Regions from separate parts of the Homo sapiens genome. Here region 2 is linked to region 1. Evidence: read pairs that join two places in POLR2A ChIA-PET (ENCODE). Cell type or tissue: B cell. All regions are shown on one strand. Each heading gives the region's core, and the rest is flanking DNA. Links, peaks and the distances in the headings are about the cores only.

What was found. ChIA-PET counts read pairs that join two places held together with the same protein. Peaks named below come from ENCODE experiments on the same cell type or tissue, not always from the same donor. Only the 100,000 strongest peaks of a DNase experiment are listed, where the experiment ranks them.
Region 2: POLR2A ChIA-PET joins it to region 1 with 10 read pairs; 5 of 35 experiments call an interaction of 5 or more read pairs at or near these places.

Annotation. Positions count from the first base shown.
Region 1 is chr1:28,168,551-28,183,561 of GRCh38, forward strand. PTAFR (platelet activating factor receptor) reads right to left here and starts at 8,140. Exons shown (of 2, transcript NM_000952.5): 1 at 8,042-8,140. RefSeq lists enhancers at 2,615-2,664, 2,705-2,814, 2,855-2,924, 2,935-2,984. In B cell, for the core only: a CTCF peak has its summit at 8,248; DNase peaks (open chromatin) are centred at 4,271, 6,741, 8,161, 8,711 and 3 weaker places; H3K4me3 peaks cover 3,774 bases; H3K27ac peaks cover 1,564 bases.
Region 2 is chr1:28,310,526-28,325,536 of GRCh38, forward strand. No RefSeq gene overlaps it. Among named protein-coding and RNA genes, the nearest start is that of MED18, 11 kb to the right of the region's middle. RefSeq lists an enhancer at 3,112-3,612. In B cell, for the core only: no CTCF peak of the experiment used is centred there; no DNase peak of the experiment used is centred there.

The DNA of each region.
Region 1 (15,011 bases), core at 3,486-11,485:
AAGTAATCAAACGCATAGAACCAAAAGTAGAACGGTGGTTGCCAGGGGCTGGGAGGAGGGGAAAATAGAGAGATGTTCAACAGATGTAGAGTTTCAGTCATGCAAGATGAAAACATTCTTTTTTGTTTGTTTGTTTGAAATGAAGTCTCACTCTGTCACCCAGGCTGGAGTGCTGTGGCATGATATTGGTTCACCACAACCTCCGCCTCCTGGGTTCAAGCGATTCTCCTGCCTCAGCCTCCCGAGTAGCTGGGATTACAGGCATGCACCACCACACCCAGCTAATTTTGTATTTTTGGTAGAGACGGGGTTTCAACATGTTGACCAGGATAGTCTCGAACTCCTGACCTCAAGCGATCCACCCTCATTGACCTCCCAAAGTGCTGGGATTACCAGCATGAGCCACTGCGCCCAGCCAAGTTGAAAACATTCTATTGGCACTCGCAGGATTTAAAAAAAGAAAAGAAAAGAAAAGAAAACATTCTAGAGATCTATTATACAACAATGTGAATATAGGTAGCATGACTGAACTATACACTTTAAAAATGTTAACAGGGACCAGGCACATGGCTGGAATTACGTGGCCTGTAATTCCAGCACTTTGGGAGGCCAAAATGAGTGGATCACTTGAGCCCAGGAGTTTGAGACCAGTCTGGACAACATAGCAACACCCCAGTCTCTATAAAATAAATTTTTCAAAATGCATGCTAAGAGAGTAAATTTATGTTACGGTTTTCACCACAGTAAAAAAAAAAAAAAAATCAATGGGCCTAAGAGACGACAAATTTGAAAGTACATTGTGTATTTTTAAGTTAGAGTCATATGACTCAGTTTATGACTTAAAAGCTATGCAACCTTTGGTAAAACTGCTTGCCGCCTTCGGGCCTCATTTGTAAACCACATCTCTTTCATCAAGCGAAATAAAGGATGTACAGTATTTAGAGAACAGTGGTTAAGAGCACAGACTCTGGAGTCAGACTCTGTAGTCAGACAAACCTGGGTTCAGATCTTACCTCTCTCACTTCCTACCACAGAACCACAGCCAAGCATGTCCTCCCTCTGATTCTCAGGTCCCTCACTGAAAATGGAGCTGATAATACCCAGGCACATACCTCTCCAGAGTGGTGTGAAGAGTCAATGAAATAATGTGTATAAAGTCCTTATCAGGGCTGGGCGCAGTGGCTCATACCTGTAATCCCAGCACTTTGGGAGGCCAAGGCGGGCAGATCACTTGAGGTAAGGAGTTCGAGACCAGCCTAGCCAACATGGTGAAACCCTATCTCTACTAAAAATACAAAAATTAACCAGGCATGGTGGTGCATGCCTGTAATCCCAGCTACTCGGGAGGCCGAGGCAGGGGAATCACTTGAACCCAGGAGGCAGAGATTGCAGTGAGCCAAGATGACGCCATTGCACTGGAGTCTGGGCGACAGAGCGAGACTCCATCTCAAAAAAAAAAAAAAAAGAAGATGCCTGGTCTGGTCTACAGTGAGAGCTCATTGAATGTTGGCTATTGTTACTCTTACTTCCCTACCCCAGACAGAGTTGGAAATTCCACCTCAAGTTCCCATAACAATCTATCACATTGCATTATCATAGCTGTTGATTTCTCTCTCCTTTTGGACTGGGAATTCCCAAGGGCCAAGGCTTCTGGCATATCACCAATACCCATCACAGGGCCTCCTACATAGCAAACACATGAGAAATACTGACTAAATAGACAGGTGAGCCTCTGTACACACACAGTCACAGTGTCCCTCACTCTTCGCTTCCAAACTCTCACACCCCAGCTCTAGCCACTCCCAGCTCTTAGATTCGCTGGGGCCAGTCCCACTTTCCTCATCTATAAAATGGGAATAGCATCAACATTGAGGCTGGAAAGGTGGCCCACATCTATAATGCCAGCACTTTGAGAGGCTGAGGTAAGAGAATTGCTTGAGGTCAGGAGTTTAAGACCAGCCTGAGCAACATAACCAAATTTTGTCTCTACAAAATTAAAAATTAAAAAAAAAATTAGCCAGGCATGGTGGCACATGCCTGCAGTCCTAGCTACTATGGAGGCTGAGGCTGCAGGATCACTTGGGTCCATTACAGTAAGCTATGATCATACCACTGCACTCCAGCCTGGGCAACAGAGCAAGACCCTATCTCTTAAAAATAAAAATAAGGGCCCGGCGCGGTGGCTCACGCCTGTAATCCCAGCACTTTGGGAGGCCAAGGCGGGCGGATCACAAGATCAGGAGATCGAGACCATCCTGGCTAACACGGTAAAACCCTGTCTCTACTAAAAATACAAAAAATTAGCTGGGCAAGGTGGTGGGCGCCTGTAGTCCCAGCTATTCGGGAGGCTGAGGCAGGAGAATGGCGTGAACCCGGGGTGCAGAGTCTGCAGTGAGCCAAGATTGTGCCACTGCACTCCAGCCTGGGCAACAGCGAGACTCCATCTCAAAAAATAAATAAAAATAATAAATAAATAATTAATACAAATTAGGCTGGGTGGGGTGGCTCACACCTGTAATCCCAGCACTCTGGGAGGCCGAGGCAGGCAGATCACCTGAGGTCAGGAGTTCAAGACTGGCCTGGCCAACATGACGAAACCCCATATCTACTAAAAATACAAAAATTAGCTGGGTGTGGTGGCGCACATCTGTAATCCCAGCTACATGGGAGGCTGAGGCAGAAGAACCACTTGAACCCGGGAGGGGGAAGTTTCAGTGAACTGAGATTGTGCCACTGCACTCCAGCCTGGGTGACAGACCGAGACTCCATCTCAAAAAAAAAAAAAAACTTGACCTCACAGGATAGCCCTGATGTTGAAGACAGACAACCTCTACAGTGCTAGGCATATAGAAGGTACTCAATACATGAGTTACTTCCTGTTCTGACATGCCCTGTTGCTTGATATTTGTGCCCTGACCTGGCCGTGCCGACCACACCCTCTAATGTTACCTCTCACAGAGTGGTTTCAATACCATTTCTCCAAGATGCAGAAGGATTTGAGCGACGAATTAAGGGAGGAGAAATCCTGACCTCTGGGGAATTCTGTGCCAGGCTCCCTACAATTCCCAGCGCAAGGGACCATGCACATTTATTGGCTGATGAATGAAGCACCATGTCTGGGAGAGGTTACGGACAGGGTCTAGGGCACGAGGGATGAGGATGATCTGGGTACCAGTCAGAGTTACCCAGTGTTCCTTCTCATTGGGGACCTCATCCTGGCCCCAGATATGTATATTACATTGAGGAGACTCAGCCTCTGCTCAGTTGGCCTAGGAAACCCCAAGTCTGGCCTGGGTCTCTCCTCCTGGCTCCCAGATACCCAGGTGGTATCTGTTTGTGAGTTACCCTATCCAATTTTGCTTCCAGGACAGGGCCAGGAAGAGGGAGGGAGGAACCATCTCCTCTGGGCTGCCCCAGCACTGGGCACATCATGCCTCTGTTATGCCTCTGGTTTTTGTGTGTGTGTTGCGGGGGTGGGGGGTTGAGACTGAATCTCAGTCTATCACCTAGGCTGGAGTGCAATGATGCAATCTCAGCTTACTGCAACCTCCGCCTCCCAGGTTCAAGCGATCCTCATGTGTCAGCCTTCCAAGTAGCTGGGATTACAAGCGCATGCCACCATGCCTGGCTAATTTTTATATTTTTAGTAGAGACAGGTTTTCACCATGCTGGCCAGGCTGGTCTCAAACTCCTGATCTCAGGTGATCCACCCACCTCAACATCCCAAAGTGCTGGGATTACAGGCATGAGCCACCGCACACAGCCATGCCTCTGTTATACCAGGAATCACGCTGACATCTTCCCAGCCTGGGAGTTCCTGAGTCCTGCTGGTGTCCTCGTGGCCAGTCCAGGACCCCGTCCAGGGAAAAAAGCAGGGCTGGGCACAGGCCCTGGCGTCACACAGACCTGAGTCTGCACCTGGGTCTGTTTCTTCCTTGCTGCGTGATCCTTGGCTCTCCCAGCCTCCTTTTCTTCATCTGCAAAATGATGGTAATAAAACCTTCCTCACGGGGTGGTTGTGAGAGCTGAGTGAAGCAATTTACTCAATAACTGTGAACTCCCTTCCCTGCTGTCCTCAGAAAATGTTTGTTGAATAAGTGAATAAAGAAGCAACCAAACTGGCCATGCACTAAGCCAGCTACACATTCTCTCCTAGAAGCAACCGGGGTTAGCCGGAGAGAAAGCATAGGAACCGAAACCAGGAGATGTGGGCTCTGGCCTCAGCTGTGCCACTCACCCACATATCTTGACTGAGCCTCATTCCAGCTCTGAGCCTTGGGGTTTTTATCTGCAAAATGCGGTGCCTGTGCCTCGCTTATCTCAAAGCATTGTTGTAAAAAAAAAAGGAAGTGAGATTATTGGTGGTGACAGTTTTGGGTAAACAGTAAAGCACTTGGTACATTGAAATGGACTTTATGAACTGTGAAAGGTAGTGCAGGCTGGGTGCAGTGGCTCACGCCTGTAATCCCAGCGCTTTGGGAAGCCAAGGCAGGAGATGGCTTGAGGCCAGAAGTTCAAGACCAGCCTGGGAAACATAGCAAGATCCCGTTTCCACAAAAAAAAAAAAAAAAAAAAAAAGTTTTTTAAATTAGCCAGGCATGGTGGCATGCGCCTGTAGTCCTGGCTACTTGGGTGGCTAAAGCTGGAGGATAGCTTGAGACCAGGAGTTCAAGGCTGCAGTGAGTCACGATCATGCCACTGCTCTTCAGCCTGGGTGACAGAGCAAGACTGTGTCTCTTAAAAAAAAAGGGGGGGGGGTGTGCGGGGGGTGTAGGCCAGGCATGGTGGCTCACATCTGTAATCCCAGCACTTTGGGAGGCCAAGGCAGGCGGATTGCTTGAGCACGGGAGTTCAAGACTAGCCTGGGCATCATGTCAAACCCCACCTCTACAAAAAACAAACAAACAAACAAAACAAAACAAAAACAAAAACAAAAACAAAAACACAAAAATTAATCAGGCAAGATGGTGTGCACCTACAGTATCAGCTACTCGAGAGACTGAGGTGGGAGGACTGCTTGAGCCCAGGAGATCGAGGCTGCAGTGAGGTGTGATCACGCCACTGCATTCCAGCCTGCGTGACAGAGCAAGACTCTGTCTCAAAAGAAAAAAAAAAAGAGGAGGGGGGGCGGGGTATGCACAAATTTGGTTTTGACATGCTTCTCCCATTAGCCAGCCAAGCTCAACTCCAAACCCAGGCCCTGAAGATCTCCCACCTACAGAACCAAGGGGGTGGGGAGGGGTGGCTGAGTGGTGATCCTCCCCCTGCATATTCTGTCTCTCTCTCACACACAAACACACAAACAAATACACACACAGAATCTGGCTGTGATTCCCCTCGGCCAAAGACACACAGAGGCATATCAGCCTCTCAGCTGGCTTTGCTGGCCATCTGCTCCTGGGAGGGGAGCTGTCTGGCTGGAGCAGGCCACATGCAGCCCGGATATGCTCCCGGCCCATCATTCCAGATACATGTAGACATAGCCAGAGCCAGCTCCCTGTCCACCCCACATAACCACAGACACACATGCACACACAAAGACACACCAGAGGCTTCTCCCCGCTCTCATCATGCTGTCAAGGAGCCCAAGAGGGGGTGGTCAGAGAGGGGGCTGCAGCAGGGTCCCAGCACTTGCCCTTTGGGAGCTGGCTCTGCTCCCGACCCAGACACACACCCCTAGGCCCATCAAGGGGTGCTGCCGGCTCCTGCTCCACTGTTGCCCTCTCTGAGGTCCAAGCCTCCACCCATCTAGGGGATCAGAACAGGAAAGTGGGGGATGCCACCAAGAAAGAGAATGCCATCCTCTTCAACAAGGCCTCCTTCACAGGCCTGGGGTGGGAAGTGGGGAATCTCTGCTCCCTGTAAAAGGACAATAAGATCCCAGCCTCTCCTCATACCTGCTTCCCACCACCAGTCAGAGAAAACTCAGTCCTGTAGGCACATTTTGTCACTGATAGCATAAACTGTGAATTCCTTACTCCTTCAATGACCAGATGGGGAAACTGAGGCCCGGAGATGAGAAAGGATTTTCCCAAGGTGAACACAGTGTCAGGGGCAGAGCTGGGACCAGATACTGGGCCTCTGGCTCACCGTCCGTTCCCTTCCAACTGCAAAAACCGCTTCATCATTCATCTGTCCTGTGCATATTCTAAGCATATGCTATGTTGCAAACCCTGTGCTAAGGATAAAGGATACAACAGTGAACAAAACAGTTTCCTCATCCCTAAGGCGTTTAACAGCAGGAATCCCAGAGTCAGCATTAGAGGGAATTCATCAGTCCCCTTTGCGCAGCATTTTCCAATTGACAAAGCACTTCCCCATCCCAACTCTTACTTCATCCTCCCTGCAAACTCACAGATCAGTGGTTTGTTTGTTTTGTTTTGTTTTGTTTTTTGAGACGGAGTCTCGCTCTGTTGCCCAGGCTGGAGTGCGATGGCGCCATCTCAGCTCACTGCAACCTCCGCCTCCCAGGTTCAAGCAATTCTCCTGCCTCAGCCTCCCGAGTAGCACCCGCCACCACGCCCAGCTAATTTTTGTATTTTTAGTAGAGATGGGGTTTCACCATGTTCGCCAGGATGGTCTCCATCTCTTGACCTCGTGATCTACCCGCCTCGGCCTCCTAAAGTGCTGGGATTACAGACGTGAGCCACCATGCCCGGCCCACAGAGGTCAGTATTTTAACCTGCAATCTGCAAAGGAGGAAAGTGGAACTTCCGAACAACTCAAGGCCCCGGCTTGTCAGCAGGAGCTGAGATCGAAACCCCGGATGCCCACCTGAGGCCCAGGACCCAGTCATCTAAGGGGCTGAACTCTTTCTCCGGCGGTTTGTCAGCACCTAAAGATAGTGGTGTCTCTTTTGCTTCTCTAGCACTCCCCAACACACCTCCCACCCCTACCGCCTCCCCCAACACACACACCACCCCAAACACCTGGAACACAGCTGGGTATTCAGTCAGAGCTAAAGGAGAGCAGCCAGAGGTGTGGGGAGAGAGCCTGCTGGTTCTGTCATATTTCACAAGTGAGTGAGTGCACAGCCCCATGTCTGGACCTCCTGCAAGCAGAGGACGGTGGGTGCCAGCCTGGGCCCTGTCCCCAGCACCTGGGACCTGATAGGGGCTATTGTTTGTGGGCTTGGCCCTGTGTATAAGAACCTGGTTATTTTCAGCACCCCCTTCCCCACCCCGCAAACCTAGCATTTAGTGAGTTCCTAAGTACCCCGCCCTGTACCAGATCCTTTATATGACCCGACAATTCTGTGGGGGAGATGGGATTATCATTATTTGACAATTTAGAAAACTGCACAGAGATGGAGCGTAACTTGGCCAAGACCACACAGCTAGTCAAGTAGATGTCATTTGGCTCCCTGAGATCCAAGCTGCCCCCATCACCACCATCACCACCTCCCAGTAGGGTCTCTGGGGTCAGCACTGCCACCATCACCACCATCAACACCTCCCAGTGGGATCTCTGGGGTCAGCACTGCCCCAGCCTCAGAAAAGCCAAACTTGGGTGTTGGGTTCTCCAGGAATGTTTGGACACTAGAAGTTATTTCTAAACATGAGACTCTGGGCCTGAGAAAGGTGCCAGAAAAATCCCTTAAAAACAGAAGCAGCCGAGCACAGTGACTCAAGCCTGCAATCCCAGCACTTTGGGAGGCCGAGGCAGGCTGATTGCTTGAGCCCAGGAGTTAGAGACCAGTCTGGGCAACAAGGCAAGACCTCGTCTCCACAAAAAATACAAAAATTAGCCAGGCGTGGTAGAGCATGCCTCTAGTCCCAGATACTCGGGAGGCTGAAGTGGGAGGATCACCTGAGCCTGGCAGGTCCAGGCTGCAGCGAGCCATGATCGCGCCACTGCACTTCTGCCTGGACAACAGAGTGAGAGACCCTGTCTCAAAAAAAAAAAAAAAAAAAAAGAAAAGAAAAGAAATAGAAGCACCCATCTGCTTAGGTGCAGCCTGGGGGCATGACCTTGGTTTGCCTCCTGAGGACATTTTTATATGCCTCCCCCTTGCCCAGCAGGGGCCAGGATTCCCCCTTACCTGTAGCAGGGGCAGCGGCTTCAGCTGCAGTGACCGTGTGTCTCTGTCTGGGTCCTGGCCCCAGCCTCAGCCTCTATGCTGTCTGGCAATTGCAGAAGTGAAGAAACAGAGCGTATCACTACCAAGTCACCCCTGGGAGGAAATGCTGTGGCCCTAGGGCCTCTCAAGGGGTACCACAGGAACTTCCAAGCTGGGCCGCCAGGACCTGGGCACTGCACAGAGGCTTCTCAAAGAGCGAGGGATGGGGTGGGGTGTAGACAGCGCCCGAGGCCAGGAGCTAAGGTGAGAAAGAGGAAAAGCAAGAGAGAGAAAGCAAGTGCATGTACTCAAGAGAGCGAAAAAGGGAGCATGAGAGTGAGAAAGAGGAGGGAGGAGAGATGAGGGACCAGGAAAATCAAAGGAGAAAGGGAGGAGGCAGGAGGGAGTCGGGAAAAAAAATGAGAGGGCGGAGGAATGGATGGAGGGAGCGAGGCTCAGGGAAAAAGACAGATGTAAACACCGGGAGAGATGAGAGGAACAAGGAGATTCAGGGACAAAGACAAGGTAAGATCCAAGACAAAAGACGAGATGACAAGACACAGACAGCGAGCATGTGCCTGTGCACATTTGGGTCTGTGCGTCTCTGGATGGGGGTGAGAGAGAAAATAAAAGAAGGGGAGTGGAGGAAAGAGAATGCCCGCTGGGATATAAAGTGGAGGGAGAAGAGAGGAGCTCGGAAGAGCCACTGTGGTCAGGGGCATGACAGGGCAGGGCCTCCCTGGAGACCAAGAAACATTGAGCCCAGAAACCCCATGGGAACAGATCTGTGGGGGTGGAGGTGGAAGCTCCCTGAGACCGTGTTTTGTAGAGATAGGGTCTCCCTGTTTTGCCTAGGTTGGTCTCAAACTCCTGGGCTCAAGGGATCCTTCCGCCTCAGCTTCCCAAAGTGTTGGGATTACAGGCATGAGCCACTGAGCCTGGCCCTGTGTTTGTTTTTTTGTTCATGCGGTTGATTTCTGGAGAGAACTGGCTCCATTGTCCAGTAGAATGTTCTATATTCTGGACTTGGTTGATTGCTTCCTTGTGAGGTCCTTTAATCTATTCCTCTGTCTCCTGTATTTTCTGAAAACAGGTTTGATTAGATTCAAATTTGGACATACTTTCTTCTTTTTTTTTTTCACCCAGGCTGGTGTGGGTTGGCAGCGTATGAGTTCATGGGAGCATGCAGGTGAAGAGGGGTGGACAATCGATGGTGAATGCACATGAATCTCTGAGTGTAGGTGTGAGGGTATGTGTGAAAGTGAGCTGGTGGGGGCATCCCGTGTGCATAAGTGAGAGGTGAGCCAGAGTATCTGCCTCAGTTTCCAGTCCATTTACCCACTCATTCCTTCAACCAACCAACAAGCACCATCTGAGCACCCCCAGGCACCAGGCACTGGGGTGGACCCTGTCTAAAGAAGCAAGTCCCTCAGATACATCAGCCGACCCAACAACCTCCTACACAGAGAGGGAAACTGAGGTCCCGACAGGACCAGGGTCCCACAGCAAGGCAGGTATAAGGAGAGTCGGGGGCCTGCATCAGCATCCAGTCTCAGCTCCGCTCTGGGTATCTGGGCCAGGCTCCTCCTCCTAATGTCCCTTATCAAAGCCAAAAATGGCTCTCAAAGGACAAAACACTTTTTTTATTTTTTTATTTTTTATTTTTTTTGAGACAGAGTCTCACTCTGTCTCCCAGGCTGGAGTGCAGTGATGCAATCTCAGCTCACTGCAACCTCTGCCTCCCACTTTCAAGGGATTCTCCTGCCTCAGCCTCTGGAGTAGCTGAGATTACAGGCAAGCACTGCCACGCCCGGCTAATTTTTGTCTTTTTAGTAGAGACGGGGTTTCACCATGTTAGCCAGGCTGGTTTTGAACTCCTGACCTCCAATGATCTGCCCACCTCAGCCTCCCAAAGTGCCAGGATTACAGGCATGACCCACCGCGCCTGGCCAGAACAAACCACTTTTAACATTTGCCTCAGTCATGTAGAACTAGAGCCAAGCATCTGCCCCCTCCTCCACCTCCAGCCCCCCATCACACACAGGCAGACACACTCAGACCACATAACACTTGCACACTCGCATACACTCAGCGCCTACTCTCATGCGAAGATGCCCACTCACACTGTGTTCCTCCACTCACCTGCACACTCACGCCCAGTCTCCCCTCACTCACACCTGCCAGGCTCATCTCCTTCCTCGAGTTCATGCGTCCATACTGCTCCACACTCACGCACCGCACACACTCTCCCAATCCCCATGTCCTGCCAGGGACACTGAAACAGGCTCAGGCCAAGCACTTTGGGAGACCAAGGCAGGAGGATTGCTGAGCCCAGGAGTTCGAGACCAGCCTGGGCAATATAGTGAGACCCCATCTTCATATTTAAAACAAAAAAAAAAGAAAAGAAACAGGCTCAGTTTGATCATTTCTTCTTGTCTCCCTTACAGGCTTTTTGAGCCTCGAGTGCCCTGAAATATGAGGACATGGTCTGTACATGAACTTAGCCTTCATGCAAACTGCTCACCTAAAAGGCAAGGCCTCAACTCTGCTCCCCAGCCCAGATCCTTGGTTCCAAAACAGTTTCACCTCAGCCCTCCTCCAGCCACCACCCTCCAGGAGGGACAGCAAGCCTGGGAGGGACCTCCGGGATCAACCAGCCTCCATTGCCCAGAGTCTCCAGGACGCCTGGCTCAAGGTCCGGAACTGTTGGCTCGGCCTGCCTTCCAGTATAGTCCCTTCCATGCGCGCATGTGGCAACTGCAGATCAGCACCTCTTTTGAGATTATCAATAAGCAGGGTAGGTAGGTAGATATTACTATCAATATTTTACAAATGAGGAAACTGAGTTCAACTCTTTCTCTCACACCCCACATCCATTCTGTTAGCAAATTATGTTGGCTCCACTTGAAAATATGTCCAGATTTGGCCGGGCACAGTGACTCACGCCTGTAATCCCAGCACTTTGGGATGCTGAGGCGGGCAGATCACTTGAGGTCAGGAATTCAAGACCAGCCTGGCCAATACGGTGAAACCCTGTCTCTACTAAAAATAATAATAATTAAAAAAAGAGCCAGGCATGGTGGCACACACCTGCTGATTACCGCTGGTAATCCCAGTGGCTTGGGAGGTTGAGGCATGAGAATTGCTTGAACCCAGGAGGCGGAGGTTGCAGTGAGCCAAGATGGTGCCACTGCACTCCAGCCTGGGTGGAAAAAAAAAAAGAAAATATGTCCAAATTTGAATCTAATCAAGCCTTTAGGTCTAACCTCAGTTTTCAGAAAATATAGGGGACAGAGGAATAAATTAAAGGACCTCATAAGGAAGCAATCAACCAATTCCAAAATATAGAACATTCTACTGGACAATGGAGCCAGTTCTCTCCAGAAATCAACCGCTTGAACACAAAAACAAACAGAGGGCCAGGCTCAGTGGCTCATGCCTGTAATCCCAACACTTTGGGAAGCTGAGGCGGAAGGATCCCCTGAGCCCAGGAGTTTGAGACCAACCTGGGCAAAACAGGGAGACCCTGTCTCTACAAAACAAAACAAAAGTTAAAAATAAAATGAAATAAAAGCACAAAAGAAACAGGGAGGAGATTGTTCCAGATTAAAAGAGATTTAAGAGGATGGACATGGTGGCTCACGCCTGTAATCCCAACTACCCGGGAGGCTGAGGCAGGAGAATTGCCTGAACCCGGGAGGCAGAGGTTGCAGTGAGCCAAGATCAAGCCACTGCTCTCCACCCTGGGCGACAGAGCAAGACTCTGTCTCAAAATATATATATATAAAAAAGAAGTTGCAGCTGAGCCTGCAACAGGCAGGGAGGGAACCAGGAAATAAATACTCAAACCTTTCTCTTCTCCCATCCTCTGACATCTTATCGGCACCGCCAGTTGGCTGACCCCAACCAGAAACAAAGGAACCATTAATGTGGTCCATACAGGGCAGCCTCCGGGGCAAGAGGTGGGTGAAGAAGGGTGGAGTGTACTCTGGGCATGCATCACCAATCCCACAGTGGGTCTGGAGGAGAAAGCAGAAGATATCCAGGACAGACATACCTGAGAAAATCACAGAAACTGGTATATGGACAGGATTTTAGATAATTCTAAGGAATTATTGATAATAGCATTAAGAGATAATGGTGTTGCAGTTATAAACAAAATGTCCATATATGTGGAATTTGCTTTAAAATATTACAGCAAAATAAGAAGAAAGGAAGGAGAGAGAAAGTAAAGAAAAAGAGAAGAAATAAAGAAGGATGGATACAGAGTATGAAGAAAAAAGAAAGGAAGAGGAATGAAGGGAGAGAGGGGAGAAATAGAAAATGTGGCAAAATATTTATTTTATTGATTGATTGATTTTTATTTATTTATTTTTTTGAGATGGAGTCTCACTCTGTCTCCCAAGTTGGAGTGCAGTGGCGCGATCTCAGTCTCACTGTGTTGTCCAGGCTGATCTCAAACCCCTGACCTGAAGCAATCCGCCCTCCTCCGCCTTCCAAAGTGCTGGGATTACAGGTGTGAGCACCACGCCCGGTCGTGTGTTATTTGAAACCACTAAGTTTGTGGTAACTTCTTATAGCAGCCACAGGAAACTACCACAAGGATTTCTTGTACTCTTCCTTCTCTTTTTGTGTATGTTTGAAAACTTTTCTATGAAGTTGTGTTTGAGCACGTACAATTCACAACACCACCTATAAAACAGTCTTGCCAAGGAAACCGAAACAGAATCAGCAAGTTTAATCACTAGTTTACTCCTGTTACAGAAGGAAACAGATCATAGGGATGCACTCAACAAACGCACATGATAAGAAACATATGGAACACACAACCTGCTTTCTTCAATAAATAAATTCTAGCCGGGCGCGGTGGCTCACGCCTGTAATCTCAGTACTTTGGGAGGCTGAGGCGGGCGGATCACCTGAGGTCAGCAGTTCAAGACCAGCCTCAACATGGAGAAACCCCGTCTCTATTAAAAATACAAAATTGCCGGGCATAGTGGTGCATGCCTGTAATCTCAGCTACTCGGGAGGCTGAGGCAGGAGAATTGCTTGAACCTGGGAGGCGGAGGTTGCGGTGAGCCGAGATTGCACCATTGCACTCCAGCCTGGGCAACAAGAGCGAAACTCCATCTCAAAAAAATAAAAATAAATAAATAAATAAATTCTAAACAAGAAAAAAAGATATAGGGAGAAACTATTGATTAAAAGATAATTAAGAGGTCAAGCATAGGAGCTCATGCCTATAATCCCAGCACCTTGAGAGGCCGAAGTGAGAGGATCACTTGACACAGGAGTTTGAGACCAGCCTGGGCAACACAGTGAGAACTCACCTCTAAATAAATTAACTACTTAAATAAAGAGAATTAAGAGACATAGCAACCAATTGCTACATGAATCTTCTCGGATCCTGATTCAAACAAAAGGGAAAAAAAAGAAAGAAATTGGGCCAGGCGCAGTGGCTCATGCCTGTAATCCCAGCACTTTGGGAGGCCGAGGTGGGTGGATCACTTGAAGTCAGGAGTTCGAGACCAGCCTGGCCAACATGGTGAAACCCCGTCTGTACTAAGAATACTAAAATTAGCTTGGCATAGTGGCACATGCCTGTAATTCCAACTACTCAGGAGGGTGAGGCAGGAGAATCGCTTGAACCTGGGAGGCAGAGATTTCAGTGAGCCAAGATTGCACCACTGCACTGCAGTCTGAGTGACAGAGTGAGACTCTGTCAAAAAAAGAAAGAGAGAGAGAGAAAAGGAAGGAAGGGAGGGAGGGAGGGAAATTGAGCATTGCCAGGCATGGTGGCTTATACCTATAATCCCAGCACTTTGGGAGGTCCAGGTGGTCCTCACTTGAGGACAGGAGTTTGAGACCAGCCTGGACAACATAGCCAGACTCCATCTTTACAAAAACTTTTTAAAATTCGCTGCAGTGAGCCATGATCATGCCACTGCACTCCAGCCTACATGGCAGAGTGAGACCCTGTCTCTTAAAAAAAAAAAAAGTGTGCTGATAATTGTTGAAGCTGGCTAAGGGTACATGAGGATCCATTATACCTTTAAATGTACTGTTGCACATGTTTTCTGTTCTTTTTGAGACGGAGTCTCACTTTTGTCACCCAGGCTGGAGCGCAACGGCACGATCTCGGCTCCCTGCAACCTCCGCCTCCCGCTTTCAAGTGAGTCTCCTGCCTCAATGTCCCAAGTAGCTGGGATTACAGGCACCTGCCACCATCCCTGGCTAATTTTTGTATTTGTAGTAGAGATGGGGTTTCACCATGTTGGCCAGGCTAGTCTCGAACTCCTGACCTCAAGTGATCCACCCACCTCAGCCTCCCAAAGTGCTGGGATTACAGGTGCGAGCCACCAGGCCCGGTGGTTTTCAATTTTTTATAATTAAGAAAGGGTTTTTTGCTGTTTGTTTTTTAAAGAAATTCAATTTTGTGTTTGTTTTTTAAAGCAATACTTGTTGAGCTTTTGAGATCAGAACAGCAGTGAAAAAGAAAACTGTCCCAATGTTATGTAGTGGATAATTGTGTCTTGGGATATAATTTTCCTGTGATAGCATCTTATTGGGATGTTAAGTGCTGTATCTCATTCAATGGAGACGGAAGTGAAAAGTATGCAGCCTAGAAAGCTCTGTTAAATGACAGAAAAGGGGCTCCAACAACAATGAAGATGCTGGCGTAAAAGATGCTTATACATTTGTTTCATGAAATTTGAGTGCAAAAAAGAAATATTTATAAAATAACGAGCTATTGCCCACAATATTTAAGTATATAAGTAATTAAAAGAATAAATTAAATATTATAAGTAAGGCTGGGCACAGTGTCTCACGCCTATAAAACCACATCTCTACAAGAAATACAGAAAAAATTAGCTGGACATGGCAGTGCATGCCTGTAGTCCTAGCTACTCAGGAAGCTAAGGTGGGAGGATCACTCGAGCCCAGCAGGTTG
Region 2 (15,011 bases), core at 4,176-12,175, 140 kb after region 1:
TCTCTTCTAACACCAGGAAATGAATCAAGTGATCAATAGGATAACAGTGATACAACCAGCCTGGTGCTTCTGTCTATGATAGTTGTGCTTTGCTTTTTTTTGTTTTTTTAAGTCAGTACATTTTTATTCAAGGAATTTCATGTTGTGATTTTTTCCCACTGTCCACCAAGGTCACTATAGATCCTCTAAAGAGCTGGAGTCAAAATTTATCTTCAAGTTAGCCCTTTTTAATGGAACTGAGGCATATTTTAATCTAGTTGTCCTGTCAGCCCATAATTCTTTTATTTTGGCTTCTGTCATCTCCTTTTAATGTGGATATAGTAGCTGGGCACAGTGGCTCCTGCCTGTAATCCCAGCACTTTGGGAGGCTGAGGTGGGTGGATTATCTGGGGTCAGGAGTTCGAGACCAGCCTGGCTAACATGGTGAAACCCCATCTCTACTAAAAATACAAAATTAGGCTGGGCGTGGTGGCTCACGCCTGTAATCCCAGCACTTTGGGAGGCCAAGGCAGGCGGATCACCTGAGGTCAGGAGTCCAAGACCAGTCTAGCCAACATGGTGAAACCCCGTCTCTACTAAAAATACAAAAATTAGCTGGGTGTGGTGTTGGGAGTCTGTAGTCCCAGCTACTCAGGAGGCTAAGGCAGGAGAATCACTTGAACCTGGGAGGTGGAGGTTGCAGTCAGCTGAGATTGCGCCACTGCGCTCCAGTCTGGGTGACAGAGCGAGACTCCGCCTCAAAAAAAGAAAAAAAAATTAGCTGGGCATGGTGGCACATGCCTATAATCCCAGCTACTCAGCAGGCAAGGCTGAAGAATCGCCTAAACCTGGGAGGCGGAGGTTGCAGTGAGCTGAGATTGCACCATTGTGCTCCAGCCTGGGTGACAAGAGTAAAACTCCATCTCAAAAAAAATTAAAAAAAAAAATAATAATAATAATAATATGGGTACACTGAAGAAGACTTCAAAATTCACCAAGAATGTTTGGAATCTAATTTTTTAACCAACTTACTTTAGGGTCATTTTTAGCGTACGTGGATCTTCCTGGTTCTCAATTTGACACCCTCTCTAAACATGAATGAGTTTAAATCATATTCATTCCTAAGCAATCACACTCAAGAATAAGTACAGATGTGTGGAATATGCCAATACCTTTAACTCCAGATATCGTGTTCTCAAGATAAAAGCCTTTAAAACAAAAAGCCATCTTATGTATCAAGTCAGCATGAAATTGAAATACAAAATTAATATAGCTGAGGTTTTCCCTCATATCCTATGCTTTTAAATTATCTATTCTACAATCCTAGAATCAACATTTTTTTATTAAGAGACAGGGTCGGCCGGGCATGGTGGCTCACGCCTGTAATCCCAGCACTTTGGGAGGCCGAGGCGGGCAGATCACCTGAGGTTGGGAGTTTGAGACCAGCCTGACCAACATGGAGAAATCCCATCTCTACAAAAAATACAAAATTAGCTGGGCGTGGTGGCACATGCCTGTAATCCCAGCTACTTGGAAGGCTGAGGCGGGAGAATCGCTTCAACCTGGGAGGCGGAGGTTGCGGTGAGCCGAGATCCCGCCATTGCACTCCAGCCTGGGCAACAAGAGCCTGAAACTCCATCCCAAAAAAAGAGACAGGGTCTGTCTTTGTTGCCCAGGCTGGAGTACAGTGGTGCCATCAAAGCTCAGCACAGCCTCCAACTCCAGAGCTCGATCCTCCTGCCTCTGCCTCCCCTTCCTGAGCAGCTGCAACTACAGGCACATGCCTCGATACCCAGCCAATTAAAAAAAAAAAACAAACTCATACTGAACAATGAGTTCTGGGATGCAAAACAGGATTTATTTTTTGTACTTATCCATAAATATATATATATAAGTGCGTGCTGGTTGCTTTTTGTTGTTGTTGTTATTAGACCTCAAGACCATTGGGAATGTTTTTTTGTTTTTGTTTTTGTTTTTTTGAGACGGAATCTTGCTCTGTCGCCCAGGTTGGAGTGCAGTGGCAGGATCTCTGCTCACTGCAAGCTCCGCCTCCCGGGTTCATGCCATTCTCCTGCCTCAGCCCCCCAAATAGCTGGGACTACAGGCGCCTGCCACCACGCCCGGCTAATTTTTTGTATTTTTAGTAGAGACAGGGTTTCACCGTGTTAGCCAGGATGGTCTCGATCTCCTGACCTCGTGATCCACCCGCCTCAGCCTCCCAAAGTGCTGGGATTACAGGCATAAGCCACCGCACCCGGCTTATGTTTTTGTATTTTTAGTAGAGACGGGGTTTCACCGTGTTAGCCAGGATGGTCTCGATCTCCTGACCTCATGATCCACCTTCCTCGGCCTCCCAAAGTGCTGGGATTACAGGCATGAGCCATCGCGCCCGGCCTGGAATGGGTGGTTTTTTTACTACCTCTGGGTGAATGAGAAAGTACACTACAATAGCAAGAGAGCAGGAAGGGCAATTTATTATTTCTTTTCTTTTTTCTTTTTTTTTTTTTTTTTTGAGACGGAGTTTCACTCTTGTTGCCCAGGCTGGAGTGCGGTGGTGTGATCTCGGCTCACTGCAACCTCCGCCTCCTGGGTTCAAGCGATTCTCCTGTCAGCCTCCCGAGTAGCTGGGATTACAGGCACTCGCCACTACGCCTGGCTAAGTTTTGGTATTTTTTTAGTAGAGACAGGGTTTCACTATGTTGACCAGGCTGGTCTTGAACTCTTGATGTCAGGTGATCCGCCTGCCTCAGACTCCCAAAATGCTGGGATTATAGGCATGAGCCACCGCACCCAGCCAGGAGGGGCAATTTCCATTTGGAGTGAAGGAAGGGGCAGATTTGGGCGCAGGATTCTAATAATTGTTTATGAAGAGTTTCTATGTTTCATGAATTTTACATCTTTTATCTCTAAAAGACAATTTTGGCTGGACACAGTGGCTCTCACCTGTAATCCCAGCACTTTAGAAGGCTGAGGTAGGAGGACCACTTGAGTCCAAAAGTTTGAGACCAGCTTGGGCAACATAGGGAGATCCTATCTCAATTAAAAAATGAGCCAGGCTTGGTGGCACATGCCTGTGGTCCCAGCTACTCAGGGGGTGGACTGAGGTAGGATGATCGCTTGTGCCTGGGAGGTTGAGGCTGTAGTGAGCCAAGATAGCGCCACTGCACTCCAACCTGAGCAACAGAGCAAGAGCCTGTCTCAAAAAAATAAATAAAATAAAAATAAAAAGGTGGGCATTTTATAGAATAAGGAAGTTTAAATCTGAAAGGATTAAGCCACTTGCCCAAAGTCTTATAGCCAGTGAGAAGCCAGAGCCAGGATGTGAACTCAGGTCTGCATGATATGGATGCCAAAAGCCCAGGTCCTGGCCACCGTGCCAAGCTGCCTCTTGAGAAATAGGAGCTCCCCAGCCTCTAAAACATTACCCTCTTCCTGACATTGGCCCTGGAAGGTTGTTAGACCAGAACAACAACCAGGAGATGTTGCATGCAACTTAGGCACCCCACTTCAGTCATCTGTGATGCCTCAAGGACCAGAGTTCACAGTCTGTGCTTGGCACCCCCGTCAGAGCTTTGACAAGCAATGTGTTTGTTAGACATGTTGTCCTTTCCAGGCTCAACCAAACAGCTCCAGCCTGCCCGCGCTGACCAGCAGAGCAGGCCTCCAGGCTGAGTCACCGCCCAGGGGTGTTTCACAACCAACCTGTCTGTGCATTGAGGCAGCAGAGGCAGGAAAGGTCACTGGGTGGCCCATGTCACCTTGAGCTCCTGGACAGAAAGGTGGAGCCTGGCTCACCTGTACCCATCCAGTTCTCACCCGAGTTTTCTTTCTCTTCTTGTAGGCTCTCTCTTTAACCTGAGGTATTATCCTGAGCCAAGGGAAGTTTCAACAAGCTCCAGTTCCTCATCTGTAAGATGGGAACTACATACATATTTAAATTATTGTGCATCCTACATGCCCTGTATCATTTAATCTTTATAGCAAACCAGTGAGGTAGATGCTATTATTTCATTTTACAAATGCAGGTACTGAAGATCAGAGATGTTACGTCACTCACCAAAGTCACACAGCTGGTTAGCGCAGGGTCAGGAATCAACCCTAAGTCTGTATGACTAAAGAGTGTGGGTTCAGAAGGAAATGTTCAGGAGAAAAGTCTGGCTATGGCTCGGGGCCTGTAATTCCCTGCTGAGTAATTTAGGCAAGTCCCTTCCACTCTGTGGGTCACTCTGTGGGTCTTGGTTTCCCCATCCGTTCTGTGGGGTGGGAGATAGGAAGCTGGACTAATGAGGCTGGAGGCCTCTTTCGCCTTTAAGTCTATGGTCCTAAGATTTTACGCAGAAGGCCTTTCCCTCAGTCACGCCTAGAGTGTGGTCTTTGCTTCCCGTACAGCCCACTCTTGAACTTCCTCTGGGGGAAGAGCAGACAGCAGGAGATTTCCTAGCAAGCTGCAGCTCTTTTTTTTTTTTTTTTTTTTTTTTGAGATGGAGTCTGGCTCTGTCGCCCAGGCTGGAGTGCAGTAGCGCCATCTCGGCTCACTGCGAGCTCCACCTCCCAGGTTCACGCCATTTTCCTGCCTCAGCCTCCCGAGCAGCTGGGACTGCAGGCGCCGGCCACCGCGCCCGGCTAATTTTTTTGTATTTTTAGTAGAGTCGGGGTTTCTCCGTGGTCTCGATCTCCTGACCTCGTGATCCGCCCGCCTCGGCCTCCCAAAGTGCTGGGATTAGCAAGCTGCAGCTCTTGCACATGACAACTTTGTTGTGACTTCCACTGAGCCATGTCCACATCTGTGAAATTGGGATGACCATAGTACCAGCAACCCAGTCACAGTACACACCATTGTGCTAGGTGCGTCATCTACATTTCCTCTTTATCTTATAATGACCTAGAAGACGATGTCACTGCTTGAGGCCACCCGGTTTATAGGAAGTGGAGCTGCTGTCTCAGCCTAGGCATGTCTGCCTCTTTGCCCTTCGCCATACTGCTTCTCCTCTCCTAGCCATGATGGTGGGAGAATGCACTGAAATGATGAATGAAAAGCACCTGGTGACCCGATGTTACTGGCTCGCTTTTTCCCATTATAATGGGAGCTGGGACTTGAGTCTTCAACTGTTTTTGCATCCACAAATAATGCCAATGTGGGCCTTTCTATGGGTTCTTGGTACATAATTGCTGACTGATATAATTCTATTCGCTAAGGACAAGCAGGTGGAATTAGTCAATAATATTCCGGCCAAGCAGGAAGGACAACAATGTTGAGAATTAGCTCTGTGGTTGGCTTGGTCATTGCCAAGCAGCTATGCCCACTTCCCGCCCCCCCCCCCTTTTTTTTTTAACCTAGTCTCCTTCTGTTGCCCAGGCTAGAGTGCAATGGCGCAGTCTCGACTCACTGCAACCTCTGCCTCCTGGGTTCAAGCAATTCTCCTGCCTCAGCCTCCCGAGTAGCTGGGATTACAGGCGTCCACCACAATGCCTGCAAATTTTTTGTATTTTTAGTAGAGACGGAGTTTCGCCATGTTTGCCAGGCTAGTCTTGAATGCCTGACCTCAAGTGATCCACCCGCCTCAGCCTCCCAAAGTGGTGGGATTACAGGCGTGAGCCACTGCGCCCAGCCTTCCCCCTTTATTTAGTCTTAGATTTTGTCTTTTCATTATTTTATTTTATTTTATTATTTTTTTTTTTGAGACGGAGTCTTGCTGCTGTCGCCTGGGCTGGAGTGCAGTGGCACAATCTCGGCTCACTGCAAGCTCCGCCTCCTGGGTTCCAGCAATTCTCCTGCCTCAGCCTCCCGAGTAGCTGAGATTACAGGCGCCTGCCACCACGCTCGGCTAATTTTTTTTGTTTCGTTTTGTTTTGTTTTTTGAGACGGAGTTTCATTCTTGTTGCTCAGGCTGGAGTGCAATGGCGCGATCTTGACTCACTGCAATCTCTGCCTTCCGGGTTCGAGCAACTCTCCTGCCTCAGCCTCCCCAGTAGCTGAGATTACAGGCACCCACCACCACGCTAGGCTATTTTTTTGTATTTTTAGTAGTGACAGGGTTTCACCATATTGGCCAGGCTGGTCGCGAACTACTGACCTCAGGTGATCCACTCACCTGGGCCTCCCAAAGTGCTGGGATTACAGGCATGAGCCACCACCTCTGGCCATCTGGCTAATTTTTGTATTTTTAGTAGAGATGGGGTTTCACCATGTTGGCCAGGCTGGTCTCGAACTCCTGACCTCAGGTGATCCACCCACCTCAGCCTCCCAAAGTGCTGCGATTACAGGCGTGAGCCACCGTGCCTGGCATATTTTATTTTTTGAGACAGAGTCTCACTCTGTTGCTCAGGATGGAATGCAGTGGCACCATCACAGCTCACTGCAGCCTTGACCTCTCGGGTTCAAGCAATCCTCCTGTCTCAGCTGGGAAGCTGAGTAGCTGGGACCACAGGTATACACCACCATGTCTGGCTAATTTTTGTATTTTTTGTAGAGACGAGGCCTTGGCATGTTGCCCAGGCTGGTCTTGAACTCATGGGCTCAAACAATCCACCTGTCTCGTCTTTCCAAAGTGCTGGGATTATAGGGACGAGTCACCACGCCCATTCATATTCTTAGCTTTCCTTTGCCGTTATGACTTTTGTCATTTTTGTCCTGACACATTCTCACTCTCTTTTGTTTGTTTGTTTTGAGACAGGGTCTTGCTCTGTTGCCCAGGCTGGAGTGCAGTGGCGTGATCAAGCTCACTGCAGCCTCTATCTTTCAGGCTCAAGCGATCCTCCTGCCTCAGCCTCCTAAGTAGCTAGGACTACAGGCATGTGCCATCACACCTGGCTAATTTTTATTAATTTTTAGTAGAAATGAGTTATTGTTATGTTGCCCAGGCTGGTCTCAAACTCCTGAGCTCGGCCAGGCATGGTGGCTCATGCCTGTAATCCCAGCATTTTGGGAGATCGAGGCGGGTGGATCACCTGAGGTCGGGAGTTCAAGACTAGCCTGGCCAACATGGCAATACCCCCCTCTCTACTAAAAATACAAAAATTAGCCGGGCATGGTGGCGTGTGCCTATAGTCCCAGCTACTGGGGAGGCTGAGGGAGGAGAATCACTTGAACCCAGGAGGCGGAGGTTGCATTGAGCTGGGATCGCACCACTGCACTCTAGCCTGGATGACAGACTCAAAAACAAACAAACAAACAAACAAATGCCCCCTGAGCTCAAGCATTCCTCCCTACTCGGTGTCCCAAAGTGCATGAGCCGCCACGCTGGCCTCACATTCTCACTCTTTCCCCCTAGGAAATGAGAGAAGAGAATCCTAAGAGTTTGTAGAAAAGCCATTCAAACACTGATTCCTTATGAGCTCACCTGTCTAACCTCCATTCTCACTTCTCTCCCACCTGTCAAAGTCACACACCTGTCTGCCACAACTGACAATCTTATCCTCTAGCAGGACTTCTAGATTTCTGCAGAAACCTGGGATTTCTGGACACTCCAGTCTATTCATTCTTCTCTGCTTCCTGATGGGATTATCTCTCCTACTCTTACTCTGTTATTTTATTTACTAATATTTACTGTGTACCAAACCCTGTGCTTAGAATTGTAGTGACTTTCTAATTTCTCAAAATGGAAAAAGTATTTTTTTTGTACATTTTAGAGTTTTCTTCTAAAATATTAGAATTTCTAGGCCTGCCACAGTGGCTTATGCCTGTAATCCTAACACTTTGGGAGGACAAGGCGCGAGGATCGCTTGAGCTTGTGAGTTTGAGACCAGCCTGGGCAACATGGTGAAACCCCATCTCTACCAAAAATAGAAAAAATTAGCCAGGCATGGTGGTGGGTGCCTGTGTCCCCAGCTACTTGGTATTTTGTTTTGTTTTTGTTTTTTGTTTTTTTTGGGTTTTTTTTTTAGATGGATTCTCACTCTGTCACCCAGGCTGGAGTACAGTGGCGTGATCTCAGCTCACTGCAACCTCTGCCTCCCAGGTTTGAACGATTCTCCTGCCTCAACCTCCCGAGTAGCTGGGATTACAGGCACGCACCACCATGCCCAGCTAATTTTTGTACTTTTAGTAGAAACAGGGTTTCACCGTGTTGGCCAGGCTGATCTCGAACACCTGACCTCAGGTGATCTACCCACCTCGGCCTCCCAAAGTGCTGGGATTACAGGCGTGTGAGCCACCTCGCCCAGCCATTCACAGCTACTTGGGAGTCTTCAGTGGCAGGATCACTTGAGCCCGGAAGGTGGAGGTTGCAGTGCCCAGTGCACTCCAGCCTGGGTGACAGAGTGAGATCCCATTTCAAAATAAATAATTAATAAAATAAAATACATTTGAATTTCTTACAATGAGCACATAATGCTCTTGTAACCAGAAAAAAAACTATAAATGTTTTTCATTATTTTAATCAATTTTATTGAGATACATTTACATTTACATACAATTAAAATGCATCTGGGTAGGCCGGGCGCAGTGGCTCACACCTGTAATTCCAGCACTTTGGGAGGCCGAAGCAGGTGGACCACCTGAGGTCAGGAGTTCAAGACCAGCCTAGGCAAAATGGCAAAACCCTGTCTCTACTAAAAATACAAAAATTAGCTGTGCATGGTGGTGGGTACCTGTAATCCCAGCTACTTGGGAGGCTGAAGCAGGAGAATCGCTTCAACCCGGGAAGCGGAGGTTGCAGTGAGCCGAGATCATGCCATTGCACTCCAGCCTGGGTGACAAGAGCAAAACTCCATCTCAAAACAAATAAATAAAATAAAATAAAATGTATCTATTTAAATGTACATCTTGATGAGTGTTGACAAATATACACACTTGAGCACCTGACATCACAATCAAAATATAAATATTTCCATTTTTCCAGAAAGGTCCCTTATGTCTCCTTGCAATGAGTCCTCCCTACTTCCTGCCCTAGACAAGCACGATTTTATTTCTCTCACTGTAGATTAGTTTTATCTCTTCTAGAATATCACATAGATGGAATCATAAATTACATATTCTTTTGTGTCTGACTTCTTTCACTTAGAATATTGTTATTATTATTTTAGAGAAAGGGTCTTGCTCCATCGCCCAGGCTGGAGTGCAGTGGCACAATCATAGCGCACTGCAGCCTCAAACTCCTGGGCTCAAGGGATCCTCCTGCTTCAGCCTCCAGAATGTCTGAGACTATGGTTGCATGCCACCACGCTCAGTTTAGATTAATCTATCTTCTTATGTACATCAGTAGTTTTTTTCTATTGCTGAGTAGTATTCCATTGTAGAAATAAATCACAATTTGTTTATCCACTTGTGTGTGGACATTTTGTTTGTTTCAAGTTTTTTTTTTTTTTTTTTCTTTTTTTTTTTTGAGATGGAGTCTCTCTCTGTCACCCAGGCTGGAGTGCAGTGGCACCATCTCGGCTCACTGCAACCTCTGCCTCCTGGGTTCAGCAATTCTCCTGCCTCAGCGTCCCGAGCAGCTGGGACTACAGGCATGTGCCATCACACCCAGCTAATTTTTGTATTTTTAGTAGAGACAGGGTTTCACCATATTGGTCAGGCTGGTCTTGAACTCCTGACCTCGTGATCCACCCGCCTTGGCCTCCCAGAGTGCTGGGATTACAGCCATGAGCCACTGCGCAGGCTTTTTTTTTTTTTTTTTGAGAGAGTTTCTCTCTTATTGTCCAGGCAGGAGTGCAATGGCGCGATTTCAGCTCACTGCAACCTCCACCTCCTGGGTTCAAGCGATTCTCCTGCCTCAGCCTCCTGAGTATCTGGGATTACAGGCATGCACCACCACGCCCTGCTAATTTTGTATTTTTAGGAGAGACGGGGTTTCTCCATGTTGGTCAGGCTGGTCTTGAACTCCCGACCTCAAGTGATCGGCCCGCCTCGGCCTCCCAAATTGCTGGGATTACAGACATGAGCCACCGCGCCTGGCCATTTTTTTTTCATTTAAAAGGAAAAAAAGGTTATTTTCTTTTACTCTTTTTAAGTAACCCACACTCATCAAAAATTTGGAAGATAGGCTGGGCGTGGTGGCTCACTCCCAGTTACTTGGGAGGTTGAGGCGAGAGGATTGCTCGAGCCTGGGAGATTGATGCTTCAGTGAGCTATGATCTTGCCACTGCACTCCAGCCTGGGTGACAGAGTGAGACATTGTCTCGAAAAAAAAAAAAAAAAAAAAAGGCAGGGGAATCGCTTGAACCCTGGAAGTGGAGGTTACAGTGAGCTGAGATTGCGCCACTGCACTCCATCCTGGGTGACACAGTGAGACTCCATCTCAAAAAAAAAATAAAAGGAAAACAGAGACAAGTGGAGATAAAATAATCTCTGGTCCCATTAAACAAAGTTAAACAAAGGCAATTATTGTTAGTATTAGAGTGCTATGTTTTCTTCTCCTGTGTAAAGATGTTTTAAGGACTCTATATAATTAAAATCACACTGTACATTTGTAACTGGCTTGAGTAGTTAATATTATATCATAAATATTTTCCACCTTCTTTCTTTTGTAACCATTTTTAATATTATTTAATATTTTATCACTAGAATGTGGACTCTCTCAGGGCAGGGGTTTAGGTTGTCCCAGTTATTCTTTATATTCCCAAAGTTCAGCATGGTGCCTCTCCTACCGCAGGCACATAGTAAGTGCTGACTGTATTGTGTGCCACAATGTGCTTGCTATGCCCATATGGAGAATATGCCAACTCTCCTTACAATGTTCTTTTCACTAATTCTCTTTTTTTTTTTTTTTTTTGAGACAGTCTGGCTCTGTCACCCAGGCTGGAGTGCAGTGGAAGCATCTCAGCTCACTATAGCCTTGACCTCCTGGGCTCAAATGACACTCCCATCTCAGCCTCCCAAGTAGCTGGAATTACAGGCGAGGGCTACCATGTCTGGCTAATTTTTAATTTTTTGTAGAGATGGGGTCTCCCTACGTTGCCTAGGCTGGTCTTGAACTACTGGGCTCAAGTGATCCACCTGCCTCGGTCTCCCAAAGTGCTGGAATTACAGGTATGATCCACCATGTCCAGGACCCATCTTAAGTCCTAAGCACTAGTGTGTTAACCTCTGCCCTTCTGCTTCTCCATGAAGTCTTTTTGGGCTTTCTCCTCTCCTCTGGGTTGTACAAAGAGTCTCCTCCAGAAAACATTTGAGTTGATGGCATAAATAATGGCATAAAACCATTTGACCCAAGGAAGGGGGTAATTGTGATGAGATCTTAGGGGACCAGAAACAAACTCTTTTACTTCCACATAGATTATACAGCAGACTTGCAATTCTGGCAGCTGTGAGATGGAGAGAATACCACCTGCTTCTGAGAGCTAGTATGAGGAGGAAATGAATTATACAGATTCAGCTGAGCATGGTGGCTCACACCTGTAATCCCAGCACTTTGGGAGGCTGAGGCAGGTGGATCACCTGAGGTCTGGAGTTCGAGACCAGCCTGGCCAATTTGGTGAAACCCCGTCTCTACTACAAATACAAAAATTAGCTGAGTGTGGTGGTGCACGCTCGTAATCCCAGCTATTTGGGAGGCGGAGGCAGGAGAATCACTTGAACCTGGTGGGTGGAGGTTGCAGTGAGCCGAGATCATGCCACTGCACATCCACCTGGGTGACAGAGTAAGACTCCATCTCAAAAAAAAAAAAAAAAAATACAGATTCACAGAAAGTGCTTACCACAGAGCCTGGCACCCAGTAATCACACACTCAAGGGGAGCTGTCCAGGAAATTTGAGACCCAGTGGGTTAATTATCGGTTAATTATCTTCAGACTAAAACCAACACTGATTTCCCCAGACAGCCCGGGAGGGGAGAAACCCAAACAGACAGTTACAGTTCAGCTAAAACAGAGCTAATCTTTAATCTTTTATGGATACATGTAATACATTAACTATTATAGCTTATCCCCTCAAGGCACCTCAACACCTGGTCAACCAGAGGCTAGAGTTGGGTTGGCTGGGCTAAGAGGAAGGGAGCAAGTAAATAGGCCAATTACCCTTCTGCAACAGACTTTCTTAGGGCCCCGCCTTGAGATTAAGAGAATTAAATGGCTAATGCTGCCTGTCATTCAGCCAGTGGGGTGGGGAGGTGAATTTCTTGAGTCAGCACCCAATGAAGAACACTAGGCACAAAATTATATGAGGTGTTTTACCTGTCTCTCAGCAAACTAAACTCCTTAAGAATGGTGTCATTTCTTATTTGTCATTGGGTGTTTGCTGATGGTCATTACTATTAATAATAATGCTGTAGTTGTCATAATAGGAAAAAAATCCAAAGGCATAGAATTACTAAGGCTAAGTATCTATGAAATCATAAAGTTCGACTACTGCATTTTCTCAACTCTAAGATGCATTTTGTGTCTGGGTTTATCGGGCTTCAATTTATAACAGATATATATATATATATATATACACACACACACACATAGAGAGAGAGTGTTTATCAATCGACTGAAACTCTGTTATTAAATCAATACTATGACTTAGAGTGGACAGTGTCTAGGAATCAAGGAAATATGATAATTCAATCTCTCCCACTCGGAACAAGAATTCTTTCTTTTCTTTTTTTTTGAGATAGAGTCTCGCTCTGTTGCCCAGGCTGGAGTGCAGTGGCACCACCTTGGCTCACTGCAACCTCTGCCTCCCAGGTTCAAGCGATTCTCCTCCCTCAGCATCCTGAATAGCTCGCATTACAGGTATGTGCCACCATGCCCAGCTAATTTTTCTGTTTTTAGTAGAGATGGGGTTTCGCCATGTTGGCCAGGCTGGTCTTGAACTCCTGACCTCAGGTGACCTGCCCACCTAGGCCTCCCAAAGTGCTGTGATTACAGGCATGAGCTACCACGCCCAGCCAATAATTCTTTCTACCACAGTCTCTCCTTCAGTATTTCCACTGGAAGGGAGTCTACTTCATATCCGGGCCCCCCTTCCACTACTGGACACCACCATTGCGACAAGTTGTTCCTTTTATTAAGCTGAAATCTATATCCCTATAATTTTCACCCAACAATTCTAGTCCTGTCCTCTGGAACTATACAAAAGCAGTTAGTTTTTTTCAGGAGGCTATTACAGATTGAAGTTTGTGTCTCCCCAAAATTCATATGCTAAATCCTGGGAGAAGTAGAAATTTGCCCAGCACTACATAGGCACTGTGTACACCTGGAGGGCCTTTAAAAAAAAGAATCCTAACCTCCAATGTGGTGGTGAGCCTTTGGGAGATAATTAGGTCGTGAGGGTGAAGTCTTCATTAATGAGATTAGTGCCCTTGTAGGAAAAAACAAGAGAGATGATTTTTCTCTCAGCCATGTGATGCTATGAGAATGCAGCCATCTGCAATTCATGAAGCCGACCCTCACCAGACACTGTATCTATCAGCACCTCAATCTTGGACTTCCCAGCCTCCGGGAAATATGTGAAATCATTCGTTGTTTTGGCCACCCAGTCTTTGGTAACTTGTTATAGCAATCCAAACTAACACAGAGCAAAGTCTTAGTACAATAAATCTCTGGAGGCAGACAGATTTGGCTTTTAAACCTGACTCTGACACTTATCAGCAATGTACTTAACTTCTCAGAGCCTATTTCCTCATTTGCTAAGTGGGCTGAAGTCCCCATGGTTGTGAGAGTTAAATGAGTTAAATATACTCTAACCCTAACCCTAGCCCTTTCCTCTTCATCTCTCCTCAGTCCCCACTGGCTTTGTCATATATTCATATACTGGAAGACAGATGTCATGTCCACCCTTCGTAAGTCTTTTCTAATTAAACATTCCCCAATTCCTAAACCATTCTCCTAACAGTAAATCTGATTCATTGCATACCTACAATATACAGTATATACCAGGCACTGCCAAAGGCCTAAGAAGTTAAATAAACTGCCTAGACCCACACAAGCAGTTGCCAGAATTATAGATCTGTCTGACTGTAAAGCCACACCTTCAAATCTAGATCCTATAGCAGTACTGTCTAACAGAAATATGTGAGTCACATATATACTTTTAAATATTCTAGGCCAGGCATGGGGGCTCACACCAGCAATCTGGGAGGCCCAGGTAGTAGGATCACTTGAGGACAGGAGTTTGAGACCAGCCTGGCCAACATGGTGAAACCTGGTCTACTTAAAGAAAAAAAAAAAAATCAGGCGGGCATGGTGGCATGCATCTGTAGTTCCAGCTACTCAGGAGGCTAAGACATGAGAATTGCTTGAGTCTGGGAAACAGAGGTTGCAGTGAGCCCAGATTGTGCCACTGCACTCCAGCCTGGAAGACAGAGCAAGACTTCTGTCTCCAAATAAATAAAAATATAAATAAATAAATATTCTAGTAGCACCCTGTAAAAATAAGCTGGGCTCAGTGGCTTACACCTGTAATCCCAGCACTTTGGGAGGCTGAGGCAGGTGGATCACCTGAGGTCAGGAGTTCAAGACCAGCCTGGCCAACATGGTAAAACTCTGTCTCTACTAAAAAATAGAAAAATTAGCCAGATGTGGTGGCGGGCGCCTGTAGTCCTAGCGACTGGGGAGGCTGAGGAAGGAGAATTGCTTAAACCTGGGAGGTAGAAGTTGCAGTGAGCCAAGATCACGCTACTGCACTCCAGCCTGGACGACAGAGCAGGACTCCGTCTCAAAACAAAACAAAACAAAACAAATAAATAAAAATAAATAAACAAGTTAAATTAAATGTAATAAAATATTTTTATTTAACCCCAGTATCCAAAATATTATCATTTCAGCAAGTACTCTATATAAAAAAATATTGACTTGGTGTTGTGGCTCACACCTATGATCCCAGCACTTTAGGAGGCCTAGGCAGCAGAATTTCTTGAGCCCAGGAGTTGGAGACCAGCCTGGTCAATATAGTGAGACCCTGTCTCTACAAAAAAAGGAAAGAAAAAAAGGCTGGGGCTGGGCACGGTGGCTCACGCCTGTAATCTCAGGACTTTGGGAGGCCGAGGCAGGCAGATCACCTGAGGTCAGGGGTTCAAGACCAGCTTGGCCAACATGGTGAATCCCATCTCTACTAAAACTACAAAAATTAGCCAGGCGTGGTGGCTCACGCCTGTAATCCCAGCTACTCA